Regions from separate parts of the Homo sapiens genome. Here region 2 is linked to region 1. The links are chromatin loops, found by intact Hi-C in ENCODE. Cell type or tissue: psoas muscle. All regions are shown on one strand. Links, peaks and the distances in the headings refer to the core of each region. The heading gives the core; the rest is flanking DNA. Region 1 has its middle 130 kb from the start of ERCC6L2. Region 2 overlaps ERCC6L2-AS1 (ERCC6L2 antisense RNA 1).

The links. Hi-C counts contacts between places; a loop is a spot of excess contacts. Peaks named below come from ENCODE experiments on the same cell type or tissue, not always from the same donor. Only the 100,000 strongest peaks of a DNase experiment are listed, where the experiment ranks them.
Region 2: it touches region 1 in a loop (2.3-fold over the local background); 2 of 110 quality-filtered maps call a loop at or near these places.

Annotation. Positions count from the first base shown.
Region 1 is chr9:95,743,818-95,746,746 of GRCh38, forward strand. No RefSeq gene overlaps it. Among named protein-coding and RNA genes, the nearest start is that of ERCC6L2, 130 kb to the right of the region's middle. In psoas muscle, for the core only: no CTCF peak of the experiment used is centred there; no DNase peak of the experiment used is centred there.
Region 2 is chr9:95,853,261-95,856,189 of GRCh38, forward strand. The region is part of intron 1 of ERCC6L2-AS1 (ERCC6L2 antisense RNA 1); the gene reads right to left. It overlaps LOC124902221 (a long non-coding RNA gene), which reads left to right. Exons shown (of 3, transcript XR_007061680.1): 3 at 138-526. Among named protein-coding and RNA genes, the nearest start is that of ERCC6L2, 21 kb to the right of the region's middle. In psoas muscle, for the core only: no CTCF peak of the experiment used is centred there; no DNase peak of the experiment used is centred there.

The DNA.
Region 1 (2,929 bases), core at 231-2,730:
CCATTTGCCCCTATGCCAGACCTCTCTAGGATGGCCAGAGCATCTAGAACCACCTCATCTCCCGAGCATCCCTAGCACCCTCTGGGCAAAAGCACATGAGAGCCGCTAGGAAGCAAATCTGTTTCTCACTTCAACAGAAAACTCATGGAGCATTTTGGGGAATAAAATTCTCCACCTTGTTAACAAATCAGTAAGGAAGGATTATTCAGTAATTGATGGCTGACACTACTGGTTAACAATTTGGGAAAAAAAATATTACATTTCCTTCCCCCTGCCTAAATACATCCCAGATGGTCTGAAGAGTTTTACTTAAAATAAAAACCTAAATGAATTAGAAAAATATCAGTGGATATTCATCTAGTCACATAAAAGTCAAGAAAAAAAATCATAAAGACCTTGGCTATAACTTCATAAAAGTATACAATTCTACATGTCATAAAATGCCACATAAAGTTTTAGAAATGAAAAACTAAAGGAATATTTGCAATAGTTGCAACAGATAAATGTTCAATCTCAATTATTTAAACAGCTCTTACAAATCAATATGAAAAAGACAAACGCTTTAACAGGAAAACGGGCAAAACTGTAAATGGGCAATTCAAAGACAAATTTAAAAAGCTAATAAATATTGAAAAATAAGTGTTCAACCTTTGAAGGCCAGGCATACTCTGCCAGAAGAGGGAGGCAACGAGGTCAGTGGCTTATGGCCTCTGTGATGTGTGATGACAAAATCTTCCTGCCTCCATACATTGGATATATTTTTAGTGACAATCGTCATGATTTCATGGACCTGGGAGTTCTATTTTCTTTTTTGTTGTTGTTGTTTTTGTTTTTTCTGAGGCAGTCTGTCTCTGTCACCCAGGCTGGAGTGCAGTGGTGTGATCTTGGCTCAGTGTAACTTCTGCCTCCCAGGTTCAAGTGACTCAAGTGCCTCAGCCTCCTGAGTAGCTGGGATTACAGGCACCTGCCACCACGTCTGGCTAATTTTTGTATTTTTTAGTAGAGACGGGGTTTTGCCATGTTGGCCAGGCTGGTCTTCAACTCCTGACCTCAGGTGATCCTTCCGCCTCGGCCTCCCAAAGTGCTGGGATTACAGGCATGAGCCACCATGCCTGGCCAGTTCTGCTTTCTTTAAATCACTGTACATTGTATACACTCTTAACGGTTACGAAAATATGAAAATCCTTAAACGATCCAGGTGATTTAACAGAATACCTAAGCAACTTGTAGTTAGCGCTAAGCCCATGAACTTGGTAGACAGCAACTTATTTGGCCTTCAGAGCATCTGGTGTGTGAGTGTGAGTGTTTCTCAATAACTAACGTGATTCTGAGGTTTGCATTTATTTGTTCACCCCTCTAGGTGGACAGCCTGACTGTTATTTCCCTTATATCTCATTGTAGGTGGACTGGAACCATTTCTAAAGAGATCAGGAAGTATCAGGGAATGGGATCTATTCAGTCTTTCGGTTACCTGTAAGTTGAAGCTGAAAGTCAGCCTTGCTATCCATGGAACCTGCATCTACATATCCAGGTACTTTTTGCCTACTAAATCCTCTTCTCATTTCATGGAACTCAGCCTATCCCTGGGCTGCCTTTTGAAGCTTCTATTACTGGCTAACACAAGTGGTAGTCAGCCCAACTTTTGATCAATATCTTAGAATATTTTGCCACTGTTCTCAGTAAATGAAGTGATGTTTTCTCTTTTCATTAGCAATGAAAAGATAATCCATGTTGTTTCTAATAAAATCGATATTGAAGCTACATACGTGAAAAATATTTATAGCAATTTAGGAAATACATCACATGAAAACATTTTCGCTCTGGTTATAAAAAGGTCTTGAATTGACTTAATGAGGCCAAATATGGAAACCATGCCTTGGGCCTTCAAAAACTTTCTCTGGTCTTGAGAAAGCTCCTTGGCTGTAGTTTGAAACAGGCCTGGGGATTAGTCGAGCTTTCCCCAGGGCTCTGGGCATTACAAGCGAGTGCTGGTGGCAGGTGTCTGCACTTCCATGATTATCATGTTCCATCAGATGCTTTTGCTGTCTCACTGGGAATATGAACTCCCTGGCACTTGCCCTTCTCAATGACACCAGTGGCACCTGCAACTTTACTGGAGAGCTTTCTCTACCTACAAAAACATGCCGAGGTCACACTTGGGAAGTGGAAGTGCCAGGCATTTATCATCTCCTCAGCCAATAATAAAGAGGAATTGGAGGATAAATACCCCAACAGCCTCACCTTGGGTAGGACAACTCAGAGGCACATTTGGTACGGTCTCCTAGAGGTCCCCAGCAGGATTGAACCCCATATCCTGAACAGCGATCTGTTGACTGTAGGCGGCCCTCTCCCCATAGTCTTCACTTACCCCCTCTCCTGCTAGTGGTTCCTGAGATTAGTTCACAAATGAGCTTCTTGCACATGAACCTGTGTCTCAAAATCAGCTTCTGGGGGAACCCAACCTACTGCAATGTTGCTTAATAGTTGTTGTTTTTAATTTTATTGACACCATTGTCCATTGCAACCCATGTGATGTCCCTTAGGTTAGTCTGAGTCTCTTGGTCTGTCTAACATACCACTGACATTAGGTTCCATGTCAGCGAGTATACCTAGCCATTTATTATAGGTCCAGGCAGCTACCAGAGCTGAATTAGGTGAATAGGAAAAAGAATACCCAACCCTCACTACTACAACAGGACTATGATATGATCTCACTGAACTCTTGATCCTCTGCCCCAACCCCCCCGAAAAAATCCTGCTCCTCCTAGAGCTTCCCCCATCTGAGTAAACAGCAACCCCCAGCATCCAACTGTACAAGCTACACCCTTGGCCTTCTGCGTGACCCTTTTCTGGCTCTCACATATTTTACTGGACTTATCAGTGAATCCTGATGTCTCTGCCATCAAAATACAGATGCTCCCCAATTTAC
Region 2 (2,929 bases), core at 205-2,704, 110 kb after region 1:
CACATCACCCATGGTGGGTTTTGAGGCCCACTGGGATCATCTAGGACCTTGAGAAGGGGTTGGCTGTTACAGGAGCTCTAGTCTATAACACTGACAGACATTTCTTCTGCTCCATGTTTCATTTTCTTGTTTAACAGGTAGACCAATTTGCTACTAAGTTGGTTTCTCCAGCCTCGGCTGTGAAAAAGCAGCATCCTTTGGGAAGCATTTTGCACTTACTGCAATATTCCAGCGATGCCAAGTCACAATCTCAGTGAGCTCCACACTTACTCAGGTAAATTCAACTAATTCATGTGCTATGTTAGCTAAATGGAAAAATATTGATTCAACCATTCTGCTTACAAAGATTGTTAGATTTTATACTAAGTCAGAATTTCATCTGCCTCCTTTCTGACATTTGTGTAAAGGTTGGATGCCTATAACACTGAAAATAATTTATAATATACTGACCTCTATGAGCTTACAGTGGTATAGTGCTGTAAGCTATTAACATCCTTATTTACCCTGAGAGGATGCAGGATAGTTAGAAACACAGATAATTGGTATTGTAAGGCCAATTGCCTATGTCTTAAGAATAATTATCATTATTTGCCTGGCATTTTATTTAGGAATAGGCTAATGGCATTCTTTATAAACAGTGCTATCTTATTCTTAAGTTTAGCTCTGTTTCTTAAATAAAGATAATTCCTTAAGATCCTTTTTTCAAAATTCTAAAAGGACCTGTCTTTTACTACAAAAACTTTAATAATTTTTATTTTTTCCAATGTTTTATTATGAACATTTTCTAACATATAGAAAATTCAGAAGAAAAATACAATGAACACTCATATCACTTAGACACCTACCATTTAGATTCAACAATTGTTAACATTTTGCCAGATAAGTGGGTGTGTGCACTTGTGTGTGTATGTTGTTTGCTGAACCTATATCAAAATAAGCAACAGACTTCATGATATTCTTCCCTAAATATTTCAGGGTCATCTCCTAAAAATAGGGCATTCCACTACATGATCACAATACTACTAACACATCCAAGAAAATTAGCAATTATTATAATATTATCTTATACCCAGATCATGTACAAATTTTCTCATTTGTTCCTCAGATATATATTTAAGCATGTGTTGAATGGCTGGGTTTTGTTTTAAATCCAGGTTTGTATATTGCATTTTGTTTCTGTATTTCTTTTAATCTCTTTTAGTGCAACAGTGTTCTCAGTAGCACCCTCATGCCCCAACACATCTTCTTTTCTTTGGCATTGAATTTTTAAAGCATCCAGGACCATTGTTTTGTATCATGTCTCAAATATGTTTATTTCTTCATAGTGTCCTATAGCTGGTTCATCTCCTGTGTATTTGTCATGAACTGTAAGTTGAAGTCCTTTAGCTGCATCTTAAATATTTGATCCTAGTTATAGCCACTTATGTTGGCTTTTCTATCGTTGCATGTAAATAAGACTTGACCTTATTCAATAAACTAAAGTCTTTCTGATTTTATAAAATATAAGTGCCTCTAAGTGAGACCTCTCTCCTGTACTTTATGACTTCTTAGTAAATGCATAGCACATATTTACCATCTGAATCACACCATTCAGATTCAATCTCTCTGGATTCTTGTAAGTCATCCAAAATTTTTCATTTAGAATGTGGTGTACTACACTCAAAATTACTCTTTTCCTGCCAATATGCTGTCTTTTTTTCCTTAGGATTATCTCTTTGGAGATTTTTAATTAAATATATTCTTTTCTACTGATAGGCAGTTAAAGTCTGAAACTTTAAACATCTGGTTATCTACTTCTAGGGTAATAATGTATTTTAGAAAAACCTAGAAATTAATGCAATTTATAAAAATAACTAAATTATTTAGTGTACCAAGTGTGAGAGAAATCTGTATGCTAATTCTAGAATGTGCAGTAACATGAAGTAGAATAGTCTCTAGACAAGTGTGAAATTTTTAATTAATCCAAGCTATATCTGAAAAAGTGATGTTTGAGGGTTTCAGAGTGATTGTAAATTAAACTAATTACAAATTGATTACCATTGATAAGTTGGTCCTTTAAATTCTTAAGATAAAATGAAAGCTGAATTTTTATTTGTGACTGATTTGACTATTTCTGTACAATATTTGCTTTAGGAAACATTTTAGTGTTTTCAAAATTCACCTTTTAGCTGGATCCAGTGATACGTCTGACAAAATGACAGGCAATTTGGAAAGCGAACATGAAAATATCTGAGGAAGGGCAGTCCAGACTGAAGGAACTGCAAATACAACAAACCTAGAGACAAACCATCAACCAATACTTAGCAAAAAAACTAGACTAGGAAAAATGTCTGAAAAACCCTAGACCACCTACGTCCTCACTTGCTACAACTTGAATAGTCCTAAAAATATTCCCATGAATACTACATTTAAGAAGAATATTCAAGAAGAATAATACTTAAAAATATACTTGTGATAAATTGGGTAAATTTAGCAAATTGTTTTTAGGCAAATTGATGCTTTGCTAAGTTGACTTATAGAGGACTGGTTTTCAATCAATTGATTTCTGGCTAATTTACCTACAGCTGTGCCTGCTGCAGAATAGACATTTAGTAAATGTTTATTGAAAGAATGATAGGAAAAAGCTTGCATGTGAAACAAAATGCCAAGTATTGTATTGAGTTTTGTATCTGAGAGCAATAACTTAACTGGAAACTAATTTGGGTTTGTGGCTTATCTGCCTTTCTGATATTTGATCCCATCCAAAAACCATCTGCAGGTTTTTTAACTGCAAAGCCTCACAAGACCTATCTCTGGCCCAGTTTATCTCCTGGTGCCTTCCTTTCATCTTCAAAGCAGGCCCCAGGAACTCAGCTTTCTTTCCTCTCCAGCAACTCAGCCATCCTTTCTATCCCTTCAGATTTTGTTTCATACCACTGCATAATCTCCC